Linked DNA regions of Homo sapiens: region 2 is linked to region 1. Evidence: chromatin contacts called from ENCODE Hi-C or POLR2A ChIA-PET data. All regions are on one chromosome and are shown on one strand. Each heading gives the region's core, a stretch centred on a gene start or an enhancer-like site at or near the end of the contact. The rest is flanking DNA. Distances are from core to core; before and after follow the strand shown. Region 1 overlaps MALT1 (MALT1 paracaspase). Region 2 overlaps MALT1 (MALT1 paracaspase).

Region 1 (5,962 bases), core at 1,310-3,809:
TGAAATGAAAATGATTTTGGAAGAGAAAGACACAGAAACAGAGCAGTGAGATATATATTTGATATACCTGTGACACAAACATTCCTCATTTGAGGAATAACTGCCAACATCTAAGCTTGGAAGACTTTTGACAGGAATTTGGAAGAAAATCCTAGTCAATAATGGAACACCCCCAACTCCTTCTCTTGCCTCTCTCTCACTCACTCGCCCCAGGGAAGCACATGACTGTGGCAGGAGGCCATTCAGGTAGCCCTGCAGAGAGGCTCAAGTGGTAAGAGTATTAGTCTGTTTCACACTCCTGATAAAGGCATACCCACGACTGGGCAATTTACAAAAGAAAGAGGTTTAATAGACTTACAGTTCTACGTGGCTAGGGAGGACTCACAATCATGGTGGAAGGTGAAAGGCATGTCTCACATGGCGGCAGACAAACGAGAAGAAGGTGCGGGCAGGGAACCTCCCCTTTATAAAACCATCAGATCTCATAAGACTTATTCACTATCACAAGAACAGCAGAGAAAGACCTGCCCCCATGATTCAATTACCTCCCACCAGGTCCCTCCCACAACACATGGGAATTCAAGATAAGATTTGGGTGGGAATACAGCCAAACCATATCTCTACAGAAAGAAACAGATCTCCCGCCACAGCCAGTGAGGAAATGAGGTCTCTTGACAACACCTGTGAGAGAGCCATCTGAGAAGATCCTCCAACCCTGGGGAAACCTTCAGATGACTGCAGACCTGGCTGACAGTCTGACTGCTGCCTCACGAGAGACCCTCAGCCAGGACTACCCAGCTAAGCCACTTCTGGACTACTAGCCTCAGAAACTGTGTGAGATAATAAACAGTTGTTGTTTTTCACTTCTGACTTGGGGGTAATTTATTAATGCAGCAATAGATAACTGACATAAAAGAAACCAAAGCTAGAAAAGCTTACATTTGCAAAAGTTGTAATTAATAAAACTGGGTTAGCTGGCTTTTAGGAAGTAAAGAAAAAGATAATTAAAACTTATAAAACTTAATTTCCTGCACCTACTTTTATTTTCTTTCCTTGTCTATACTGAATGTGACCTCATAACAGTGTCTTTTTCTTCTACCACCCACCAATGCAAAGAAACAAAACAAGATTACAAGTAAAAAGGAAACAGTGTAAATAACAGTAATCTTAATACATCAAAGGTACTAAACTTTCTAGGAAAAAAAATAATGTTCATGAAAGTCACAGCACAAAGATACTAAATAAAAGCAAAATTAAAAATGAGTAAATATTTATTGTATACCTAGCACATTTGAGGGCCTCGAGAAGCCCTAGAAAATCTTTAGTAAATATAGTAGAGCCTCTCAGAATTTTAAACTCTTGCCAAGGGAGGACATTCATATTCATTAATCCTTTATGTCGAGGCCAAGTTAGTACAGGACGGATGAAGTTCAGAATTTTTCTGAAATCTGTGATACATGTTGGTAGGAAAGGTGGAAAATGGGATAAGCACTCTTGCTGAAGCCAGCAAATTCATAACACTGTATTTTAATGTCCCCACATTTACCATTCATCTGCCAGGAGAGTTTTACATCACAACTTTAAAATACAAAGATTCTGATTTCCCAAGTTTCGATGTGACAGGAAAAAGTTGCAACAATGACAAAAGAGAACAAGTAATAAATCTAAAAAATATAGGAGTTTTGGCTATCCTGGCTTTAAATTTGAATGTCCTATAGCCACCACCAATTTTATATGTCCCAAATCCCTTCTGACACAAAATCTACTCCTCTGCCAGTCCCCACAGTTTCCCCATCTCAAAGATGGTAAACCAGTCTTACTGCCTACCACCATCCATCTGGTTACTCAGGACAAAAACTTTGCAGTTTCTTAGCATCATTCTTAAGGGCCCTAGGATTTTCAGAATGGTAAATGGGCACTGGCTTCAACGTAAAGTTGTCAGCTGCATTGGCCCCTAACAAGAGTCAGCCAGGCACTGACTTCTCTCTAGCTATCAAAGTTCTAGATGACATCTTCTTCCAATAGAAGGCTGTTTCATCTACACTGAAAAATCTGTTTATTATAGCCATTTTCTTTAATTATCTTAGCTAGATCTTTTATTGCTTTTTTGTTTTGAGACAAGGTCTGTCTCTGTTACCTAGGCTGGAGTGCAGTGTCATGATCTCGCTCACTGCAACCTCCGCCTTCCAGGTGTAAGCAATTCTCCCACCTCAGCCTCCCGAGTGGCTGGGACTACAGGCAGGTGCCACTGTGCCTGGCTAATTTTTTGTATTTTTTGCAAAGACGGGGTTTCACCATGTTGCCCAGGCTGGTATCAAACTCCTAAGCTCAAGCAATCCTCCTGCCCTGGCCTCCCAGAGTGGTGGGATTATAGACACCATGATCAATTACGAGCCACCATGCCTGGCATTAGCTAGATCTTCTGGATGACTTGCTGCAGCTTCTCCACTAGTACTTGCTGCTTCACTTTGCACTTTTATGTTACAGAGACAGCTTATTTCCTTAAACCTCATGAACCAACTTTTCTTCCGCAGCTTCCTCACCTCTCTGTCTTCACAGAAATGAGGCGAGTTAGGGCCTCACTCTGGATTAGGCTTTGGCTTAGGGGCATGCTGTGGCTGGTTTGATCTATCCAGACTACTATAACTTTCTCCATCTCAGCAATAAGGCTGTTTTGCTTTCTTATCATTCGTGTGTTCACTGAAGTAGCATTTTTAATTACCTTCAAGAACTTTTCTTCTGCATTCGCAACTTGGTTAACTGGCACAAGAGGCCTAGCTTTTCAGCCTATCTCAGCTTTTGATATGCCTTCCTCATTAAGTAAAATCAATTCTAGCTTTTGATTTAAAGTGAGAGACATGTGACTCTTCCTTTCACCTGAACACTTAGAGATCACTGTAGGGTTATTAATCAGCCTAATTTCAATATTGTTGTGTGTCACTGTTCTTTCACTTGAACACTTAGAGACGATTGTAGGGTTATTAATCAGCTTAATTTCAATATTGTTGTGTCTCAGGGAATAGGGAGGCCCAAAGAGGGAGTGGGGAGGTGGGAGAGGAAGAGGGACAGGGAGGGAGGGAGGGAGGGAGGGAGAGAGTGAGAGAGAGAGAGAGAGAGAGAGAGAGAGGAATGGCCAGTCGGTGGAGCAGTTGGAATACACATGACATTTATCAATTAAGCTCAACTTCTTATAGTGGCATAATTTGTGGCACCCCAAAACAATTATAATAGTTTTTTTTTCCTTTGCAATGCAAGGGCTCTTTATTGTCAGTGAGACCACCAGGCTAGATGAGCACTGAGGCTCCAGGGGGACCCCAGGCCCTCTTCAGTGGGAGAAGGCAAAGGTGGGTTTCGGGCCTCAGAATGGTCCTTGGCTCACGTAGCACCATGTAAATACAGAGCTAAAAACTTCCTGGATGTCTCCCACTGGAAACCAGTCAGCCCAACGCATTCCACAACCACCCTCTTTTTTTTTTTTTTTTTTTTTTTTTGAGACGGAGTCTCGCTCCGTCGCCCAGACTGGAGTGCAGTGGCGCGATCTTGGCTCACTGCAACCTCTATCTCCCAGGTTCAAGCAATTCTCCTGCCTCCATCTCCTGAGTAGCTGGGATTACAGGCACGTGCCACCATGCCTGGCTAATTTTTTGTTGTTTTTTTTTTTTGAGACGGAGTCTCGCTCTGTCACCCAGGCTGGAGTGCAGTGGCGCAATCTCGGCTCACGGCAAGCTCCGCCTCCCGGGTTCATGCCATTCTCCTGCCTCAGCCTCCTGAGTAGAGTAGCTGGGACTACAGGCGCCCGCCACTACGCCCAGCTAATTTTTTGTATTTTTAGTAAAGACGGGGTTTCACCACGTTAGCCAGGATGGTCTCGATCTCCTGACCTCGTGATCCACCCACCTCAGACTCCCAGTGTTGGGATTACAGGTGCGAGCCACTGGGCCCGGTCCCACCTTCTTTTTTATCACTGGGAGACACCAAAAATGCTGAGAGAGTAGCTGGCATGATTCCACCCAGACCAAACTCTTGCCACACTTGTTAAGAGGCCAGGTCTGTGGTGTTCTACTGTAACACCAGGAAATGGAATGCACGTCCGTCTGTGCATGTACTCTGCACAACCACGGGCTGCTCCGAGATCTTGGTGTCATTGCCACAGAGGAGCTGGGCCTGAGCCAGGGCAATGCCAAAAGCAAACAGGATCATCTTGGCCCACAGCTGATCTGGTTGAAGGCTATGTGGTTGCAAATCGGCTTTCTCCAGGAAGTGCAGGATATGGAGATAGGGGTAAGGATAGCCCTCCCAGAATCCTGTGTCATCTTTCACATCAGAAACATTGCATTCCTGAAGATCAGTAGTGGGGAGAGGGGACAGAAGGCCTCGAGAACATGATTTTTAGTAGCTTCAACCTCTTCTCTGGAGGAGATGGCGGGGGCAGAGGATCCTTGGCACTCAGCCGGCTCCACTAGAACCATGACCCTGAAGAACAGACACAATTCCAGGTGGTGGATAACGTGGAGTTTTGGGCACAAATCTGCCTGGCCAGAGAAGGATGCCTGAGAATCTGAGACTTACACAACTTTATCAGACTGTCCACAATGACCAGACAGCAGGCCTCTCTCCTGGGGCCGTACTCAGTACAGTGCCAGAGACAGGCATGAGAGATCAAATTCAGAAGACGCTCATCTTGGTTCTCTATGTGGTTCCTTGTATCATCAACAAGGCCAAGTACTTTCTCAGGAAGGCATTTTATTAACTTGGCCTCGGTAAGCCAGAGGGCCTGCTTGACACCCCTGAGAAGGCGGCAACGCTGGTGAAAGACATAGCAGGCCTGGTCTTTGTATGGTGGCTGCTCGTGAATGGAGCTTGAGCAGCAGAACTTTGGGTGCTTCGAGCCAGGGTCCCAGGGTCGTGAACGGGGTGAACAGAATTTTGGGTGTTTCTACCCAGGGTCCCAGGGCAGGAAGATCAGCGGTGGCAGCCCGGGCGTGAAGTACATCTCTCTCACAGAGGGGATGGGCTCCGGTCCAGGGATCTCGTACACTCCATCCAGGGGAGGAGGCTCTGGCTTCCACATGGAGTGCATGCCCCACTCACAGGCTCCACCTCTCGGGGCCCCGAAGCTCCCAAGGTTGAGCTGCCTGGAGCTAGTCAGTGCCTGCCTAGCGGCACCATACTGATCTGCCAACACCATACTGATCTGGTCTTAAGACCACCAACACCATACTGATCTGGTCTTAAGACCGCCACCTGGATGCCACCATCTTACCAGGCACCAACAATCACAGTAGTAACACCAAAGATCACCGATCACAGATCACCACGACAGATATAATGAAAAAGTTCGAAATATTGTAAGAGTTACCAAGGTGTGACACAGAGATATGAAGTAGGCACATGCTATTGGAAAAATGGCACTGACAGACTTGCTAGACACATGGGTGCCGCAAGCTTTCAACTTGCAGAAAGTGAAGTATCTGCAAAGTGCAATAAAGTGAAGCATAATAAAACAAAGTGTGCCTGTACTTAGAATAAAAAATCCAGATTCCTTACCATGGCTACAAAGTCCTCCACGAACTGCTCCTTTGGCCCCTCCGCTCTTCTCCAGGCTCACCAAGCTCCAGCCATACTGGGCCTCCTTCCTTCTATAAGCCAAGCTCTTTTCTGCCTTTCCACTTACCAGTCCTCTGCTGGGTTCTCCCCACAAGCTCCGCTTTGCCATCCCCCGCAACCGCCACCCCACTGGCTTCCACTATTCTACTGTTTCATGGCAGGCTCTTTCCTCATCATCCAGGTTTCTTACTAAAATATCACCAGCTTCTCTGGGAAATGTCTCTAAATTAGGTACCCTCCCACCCCCCAGTTATCTATTACATTCACCCAGTTCAGTGTCCTTCACTCTCTAAAATCCCTGTTTCTTACTGTCCGTCTTAGGTATTAAAATAGAAGCTCCATGAGGGCAAGGCCA
Region 2 (6,369 bases), core at 1,635-4,134, 62 kb before region 1:
TATCAGCTTGACCTCTGCAGGGGCTGGAAACCAGGATCAGCCAACTGGGCGGCCAGCCATGTCTGGGTGACCAGCCCCTAGTAGAAACCTTGGACACCAATGCTCAGGTGAGCGGCCCTAGCTGGCAGCACTTTGTGTGTTTCGGCACGCATCGTTGCTGGGAGGAGTAAGCACTGGCCGTGCAACTCCACCAGGGGAGGATGATGGAGGGGGTGCCTGGTCTCTCCTGGCCTCTGTGCACGTGGCTCTTCCCTTGCTGATTGGAGTTTATGCCTTTCACTGTGATAAACCATAACCATGAGTGTTATGGCTTCTCTAAGTTCTGAGTTGTTCTCGTGAATTAATGAACCTGATCTTCCAGTGGAATGGGGTGGGCGGGAACCAGATTGGCTCATGATGGCCTGTGATGTCCTAGAGTAGCCAGGTCAGAGGTGGGCCTTCTCATTCAGGGAAGGTGATGAGCCCAGTCTGGCTGGTGCAATCCGGGGTCATTGTCAGGAGTCATTCATGCCAACACATGGTTTAGTCTCCGTTCTGTGTGCGTTTTTGGGTGAAATGCACACAGAAAGCACTGTTCTCTGTCTCTAGGTGGCTTCCTGTTGAGGGGACCAGGGAGGATGCAGTGAGAGAGATGGCCTGTGAGCTAGTCTCTGAGGTCCCCTTTAGGAATTGGTAAATAACACAGCCCCGAAAGGAGAGGGACTTGGAGAAACCCAATGCTGGCTGGGGTGGCAGACTTGCCCCTGAAGCCTTTGGGTTGGACCCAGCTTTGTGGGCTCATCACCTTCCCTGAATGAGAAGTCCCACCTGTGACCTGGCTATTCTAGGACATCACAGGCCATCACGAGCCAATCTGGTTCCCGCCCACCCCATTCCACTGGAAGATCAGGTTCATTAATTCACGAGAACAACTCAGAACTCAGAGAAGCCATAACACTCATGGTTATGGTTTATCACAGTGAAAGGCATTGACTCCAATCAGCAAGGGAAGAGCCACGTGCACAGAGGCCAGGAGAGACCAGGCACCCCCTCCATCATCCTCCCCTGGTGGAGTTGCACGGCCAGTGCTTACTCCTCCCAGCAACGATGCGTGCCGAAACACACAAAGTGCTGCCAGCTAGGGCCGCTCACCTGAGCATTGGTGTCCATCTCCCCAGGCTTAGCTCCCACGTGCCCTCTGCCCTCTAGTCTCGTCTGTTGCTCTGCCCCTAGTGCTGGCCCCAGAGGTCCCCAGCCTTCCTGCTGAAGTGCCTGGGCTCCTGAGGAATGGAGTCCAAGCTTCCTCACATTCAGCCAGCAGCACTGGCCTGGGGCATGGATCACATACCCTTTGGGGAGCGGGTGAGTCCTCCAGGAGTAGGTCCCGCACTGCCCCACTGTCCTCTCACAGCCCCACTCGGATTATGTATTTGGAGATGGGCTCAGGGAGTCTCAGCTCTAGGCTTACTGGTGACCCCAGGCCCTGTGGCATCTGGTCAGGAAGCTTCTGTGCAGTGTAGGCCAATAGCCAGCCTCCCTTTTAAGTGGCATTTTGAAAGCCAGCTGCTCCCATTGGCTCACCTGAAGACATCCCTTCTCCTGCCTCTCCTCAGCAGGGGCCTGCCTCCAGGGTAGCTCGGCCGAGCAGAGCATCATGGAATGGTCTTCCTTATCCTCCTTCTCGACATCATTTGGTGATGTTCTTTTCAGTCTACAGGCAGAATCAATCCTATCTAATAATGGTTGTGGTCTCCTCAGCCCTCAGCCCTCCACTCTCTGTTGGCCAGTCTAGCTTGGGCCTTGGTGGCCAGTGTTGGTCACGTGCTGCTAACAAGGGGCCAGGACACGAAAATGCCGGAAAAGGTAATTTTGCGAGTCACATCGTGGGTCAGGCCTGGGTGTGAAGTCAGCTTACACAGCTAGAATGGCTCCAAGGCAAGTCTGCGAGCTGAGTAAATGGATTATTGTAGCTACAGCAAACTGTCAGAAAGCACCTCGGGCAGCAGACATTGGCAGGGTCCTGTAAGTGCTGTCCAGGACAGAGAGACTCTTAGCTTGGAAGCATTCAGCCTCACTGGCAAGGCTGGCCAATGAGAGGGACATTTGGCTCATCTTAGCCTGCTGTCATTAACCATCAGGTTCATCTAGACGATCCCCTCCCCGCCCCACCCCGTGTTCCTTTTGTGCTCATAAAGCCTTGGACTATGATGTGGCTTTCTGCACGTATACTTCCAGGAAGAGCGTGTCTTAGCATGCCAGCCCTGTGTACCCCCTATCTGACCTTCCCCCAACAAGCACACTTCTCCCTTGCAGGTGAGAGTGCCACTGCACACCTTGAAACTGTATCCCCCACAAAGCTATAACTGGGCCAGGTGATGCCAAAGTACAAAATCAGGTTTTCAGACACTTAATACCTAGTTAGCAATAACAACTGATTCCAATGGGAAGATACCACATGGTGCTTCGCCTTGTTAATAACACCTGCTAGCAAGCCACATCTTGAATGACAAAGCTGATCTGGGGGCCAAGTTTGGTGCTGTTTGCTCCAGGGGCCCGAACTGCAGGTCAGGACCTGCTCACATGGCCTTTCCCTGTCACCAGCAGCTCACACTGGCTGACAGTGTGGAGTCCAGTGGCCTGGACTCCCTCCAGGCCAGACGCCTCCAGCCCTCACTGTGCAGTCAGGAGGCTTTTCTTCCCCTTTTCTAAGGGCTGCGGTCTCCCAAAGGCGCCCAGCTGGTGTGGGGTACGGCTGTGTGGGGGGAGAATATCAAAGCAAACAGCGGGGTTTAACGCAGACCAAAGCTTACTTGGAAAGGCAATGTGGAAAACAGTGGGGAACCCCAAGGCTGCCGCTCCAACAAGGGGCTACTCTGACGTTTGAAAACCACTAGACAAAGATGTGAGGTCAACTGTCTGACCAGGAGATTGGGAAGGAAACAAAGCCGCTTACCCAAGTTGGAGCATAACATAAAGGATGCTGAGGTTAGATGGCAATGTAGGAACCCACATCTGGCAAGAATAGATGTGTATGTTATAAACACAGACTATAAAAACTGTCAGCCTTTGAGGGAGTCACTGTCTTTGTAATGTAGAAATAACCAGTCTGTACAGACTTGGAAGTGGTAAAGCTAAAGCTTAGGAAAATATTTTTAAAATATTAACAATTTCCCTAGCAGAACAGCCTGCTGTATTGAGCATAATGTAGCAACATTAACTTCAGGTCAAATCCTTTGGAAATGTTTTCAATGTGACCTAAAAGTATATTTAGAGATGTACTTCTGCTCCTATAATGTTTCAATATTTTAAAAGTGTTTTTCATGGAAGAATGAAATATTAAGACACTGTTGTGTACTTTTCCCGTTACGGTATAAGCAGCAGCAGTACTGTGGACAAAACACCCGGCTCTGGTCTGGGTCTGAATCATCCTGGCTCTGCCCTTACTAGCTGGGTTATCCTGGAGGGTATAGTAACACCTCTGGTTAGCCTAACAATCAGTTCATCTATAAACTGCAAGGCTGTTTTAAATAAGACTGTGTGTAAAATGTTTAAACCTAGCACACAGAAAGGCATTCTATCTGCTACCCTGGTGCCTAATTAGCAACTTATTAATGTAGAAATACTCATCCAATCATTTTTAGTATCTAAAATGCTATTTATCAACTAAACTCAAGCATGAAAAAAAGTGGGAATTACTTCAGATTTAGAGGCAGAATCAGCTTTACTAATTTTGTAACAGAATAAGCACTCTGTAATGACACTGTACTTTTAAACTGAAGACTCCTTACGAAAAGTTAAAAATGTGTTCTTAAATGTATTGAAGCTGAGCATATTTACATTACACAATTGTGCATATCTGTATTTTAAAATTATACAGTCATTGTTCACTGTGTAAAATCTGCAAGACACAGGTAAACAAGCAAAGAAAAATTATCCCACCAGAGATAAATGCTGTTAATCTTTTAGTAAATCACCTTTAGAGCTGTTTTGCGGGATAGATACATAACACAAACTGGTGGCATTAAATCTGCATGCTTTTTGAAAAGTGATTCTGGAGTGAACAAAAATTGCAACTTTAGAAGATATACACTGCCGGCCGGGCATGGTGACTCACGCCTGTAATCCCAGCACTTTGGGAGGCCGAGGCAGGCAGATCACTTGAGGTCAGGAGTTTGAGACCAGCCTGGCCAACATGGTGAAACCCTGTTTATTTTAGTAGATACTACTAAAACTACAAAAATTAGCTGGGCGTGGTGGTGTGTGCCTGTAATGCCAGCTATGCGGGGGGCTGAGGCACGAGAATCGCTTGAACCTGGGAGGCGGAGGTTGCGGCGAACCAAGACGTGCCACTGCACTACAGCCTGGGAGACAGAGTGAGACTCAAAAGACAACAACAAAAAAACAAATAAAAAAAAACACTCTATACTGCCTACAGGTATAGCTTTAAGAATGCCAGATTTAAAGCACAAGGTTGATGGGTTGATGCTTTTCAAAATGCTGGCACTTTAGAGGAATGGTCTTATTTAGTACTGCCAGCTCTGGAAAGTATTATAAGCTCTTTGATGTTACAGCATCATCCCCATTTTACAGATAAGGAAACAGAAGCACAGGCAAGTTAACGCTCTTTGAGCCACGCTATTAGTAAGGGCTGAAACCTGAGGTGTCTCAGACTCCTTCTTCATAAAGCCAAACTTTGATGCTTAAGTATTTTTAATGCTACCAAATTAGAAAAAAAGAGAATATGCACATTTACACATTTTCATATTCTGATTGTACTCTTCTTTACTAATATTTTATTTTTGAGACAGCGTCTTGCCCTGTCGTCCAGGCTGGAGTGCAGTGGCACAATCTCTACTCACCGTAACCTCTGCCTTCTGGGCTCAAGCGATCGTCCCACTTCAGCCTCCTGAGTAGCTGGGACTACAGGTGTGTGCAACTATGCCCAGTTAATTTTTGTTTTTGCTTTTTTTTTTTTTTTTTTTTTGGTAGAGATGGGGTTTCACCATGTTGCCAAGGCTAGTCTCAAACTCCTGGGTTCAAATGATCTGCTTACCGCAGTCTCCCGAAGTGCTGGGATTACAGGTGTGAGCCACCATGCCCAGGGTTTCAGTGTCAAACTCTGAATTTGAATGACAATGTCAAACTGAGAAACAGGATGAAATGCACAAAAGTAATGTGTAAATTGAGTAGCTGACATCAGTTGACAGATAAAAGTAATGACAGTATATAAGCGTCAGGTGAATGTTCAAGGAATAGGAAACAACATTGTCAGGACGTCTGTTTGGAAAAAAACCCTTAAAAGTAAAATTACATACATCAGATTTTATCTAGATATTAAACTGATGCTGCTGAGGCAGGAGGATCACTTGAAGACAGGTGTTTGAGACCAGCATGGGCAACAAAATGAGATCCCACTTCTAATAAAATTAAAAACAAACAAAAAAAAGCTTATGCCAGTATACATGTCAGTGATCTAAGCTCTGGCTACATAATTGAATTTCTTCAATTTGACAAGTCAAAAAATTGCGACTGCTGCACAGGACACCTCACTGTTACTTCATGTGCAAGTCAGAGATTTGAAAAGAGGCATTAGAGATGGGGGAAGAAGGCAATGTCTAAATGGACCTTTTCTGTGCCAGGATTCTTCTTTAAAGGCTTTCTTTTCTGAAACGTTTTGACTTGTTCATCACTGAATGAGGAACAATAGTGTTTTAAATTCAAATTGTCCCATGAGTTGAGATTTCTTTTATTAGGAAATATACAATTTATAATTGTGACTTTAATTTTTAAAAATTACCTTCCAGAAAATATCCCCTCTCAGCATCAAGTATTGGCTTTGAATTTGGGTGAGCCTTTACTTGCTCAAACCTCCACTATCCTAATTTCTTTATTACATTCTAATTGGTATTGACAGATTTGATAGATTATCATCTTTTCTAAATTCCACTTGTGTAAATCCTACTTTAATATTACAAAGCAATTGGCACGAGATTCAAGTAAAATAAAAGCATGGTTGATAAAAAAGAAGACCAAAACTGTTATCATTCTTCTTAAGCCCGTTTTAAAATTACATGTTTAGATTTTTTAAAAAATTCATGCGATTCTCCTGTTTCAGCCTCCACGGATGCTGCAGTGAGCTGAGACTATGTCGCTGCACTCCAGCCTGGGCGACAGAGCCAGGACTCTGTCTTAAAAAAAAAAAAATCAAATATACAGAAGAGTATAAAGGGGAAGTACGATTCTCCTGCCTCAGCCTCCCTAGTAGCTGGGATTACAGGTGTGTGCCACCATGCCCAGCTAATTTTTTTGTATTTTTAATAGAGACAGGGTTTTGCCATCTTGGTCAAGCTGGTCTTGAACTCCTGGGCTCAAGTGATCCGCCTTCATTGG

The links. A loop is a pair of places that touch in the nucleus more often than their neighbours do. ChIA-PET counts read pairs that join two places held with the same protein, here RNA polymerase II (POLR2A). Pooled maps may share reads with other maps.
Region 2: a map of endothelial cell of hepatic sinusoid shows a loop between it and region 1 (2.7-fold over the local background). The contact joins two enhancer-like sites. A Hi-C loop is called at or near these places in 5 of 168 maps with a recorded cell type or tissue (CD4-positive, alpha-beta T cell, GM12878, endothelial cell of hepatic sinusoid and 2 more), 6 of 37 single-sample maps with no recorded cell type and 13 of 50 pooled maps. POLR2A ChIA-PET finds 5 or more read pairs at or near these places in 15 of 52 experiments (A673, CD4-positive, alpha-beta T cell, GM10248 and 11 more).

What each region holds. Positions count from the first base shown.
Region 1 is chr18:58,689,573-58,695,534 of GRCh38, reverse strand. All of the region lies in intron 2 of MALT1 (MALT1 paracaspase), which reads right to left. The region is part of intron 2 of LOC105372146 (a long non-coding RNA gene); the gene reads left to right. It also overlaps the pseudogene MRPL37P1. Among named protein-coding and RNA genes, the nearest start is that of MALT1-AS1, 21 kb to the right of the region's middle. Within about 2 kb of position 2,559, at least 3 of the 41 ENCODE cell types and tissues checked have a DNase peak (open chromatin) inside an H3K27ac peak, as active enhancers do.
Region 2 is chr18:58,751,211-58,757,579 of GRCh38, reverse strand. MALT1 (MALT1 paracaspase) reads right to left here. Exons shown (of 17, transcript NM_006785.4): 17 at 3,103-6,369. All of the region lies in intron 1 of LOC105372146 (a long non-coding RNA gene), which reads left to right. Among named protein-coding and RNA genes, the nearest start is that of LINC01926, 59 kb to the left of the region's middle. Within about 2 kb of position 2,884, at least 7 of the 41 ENCODE cell types and tissues checked have a DNase peak (open chromatin) inside an H3K27ac peak, as active enhancers do.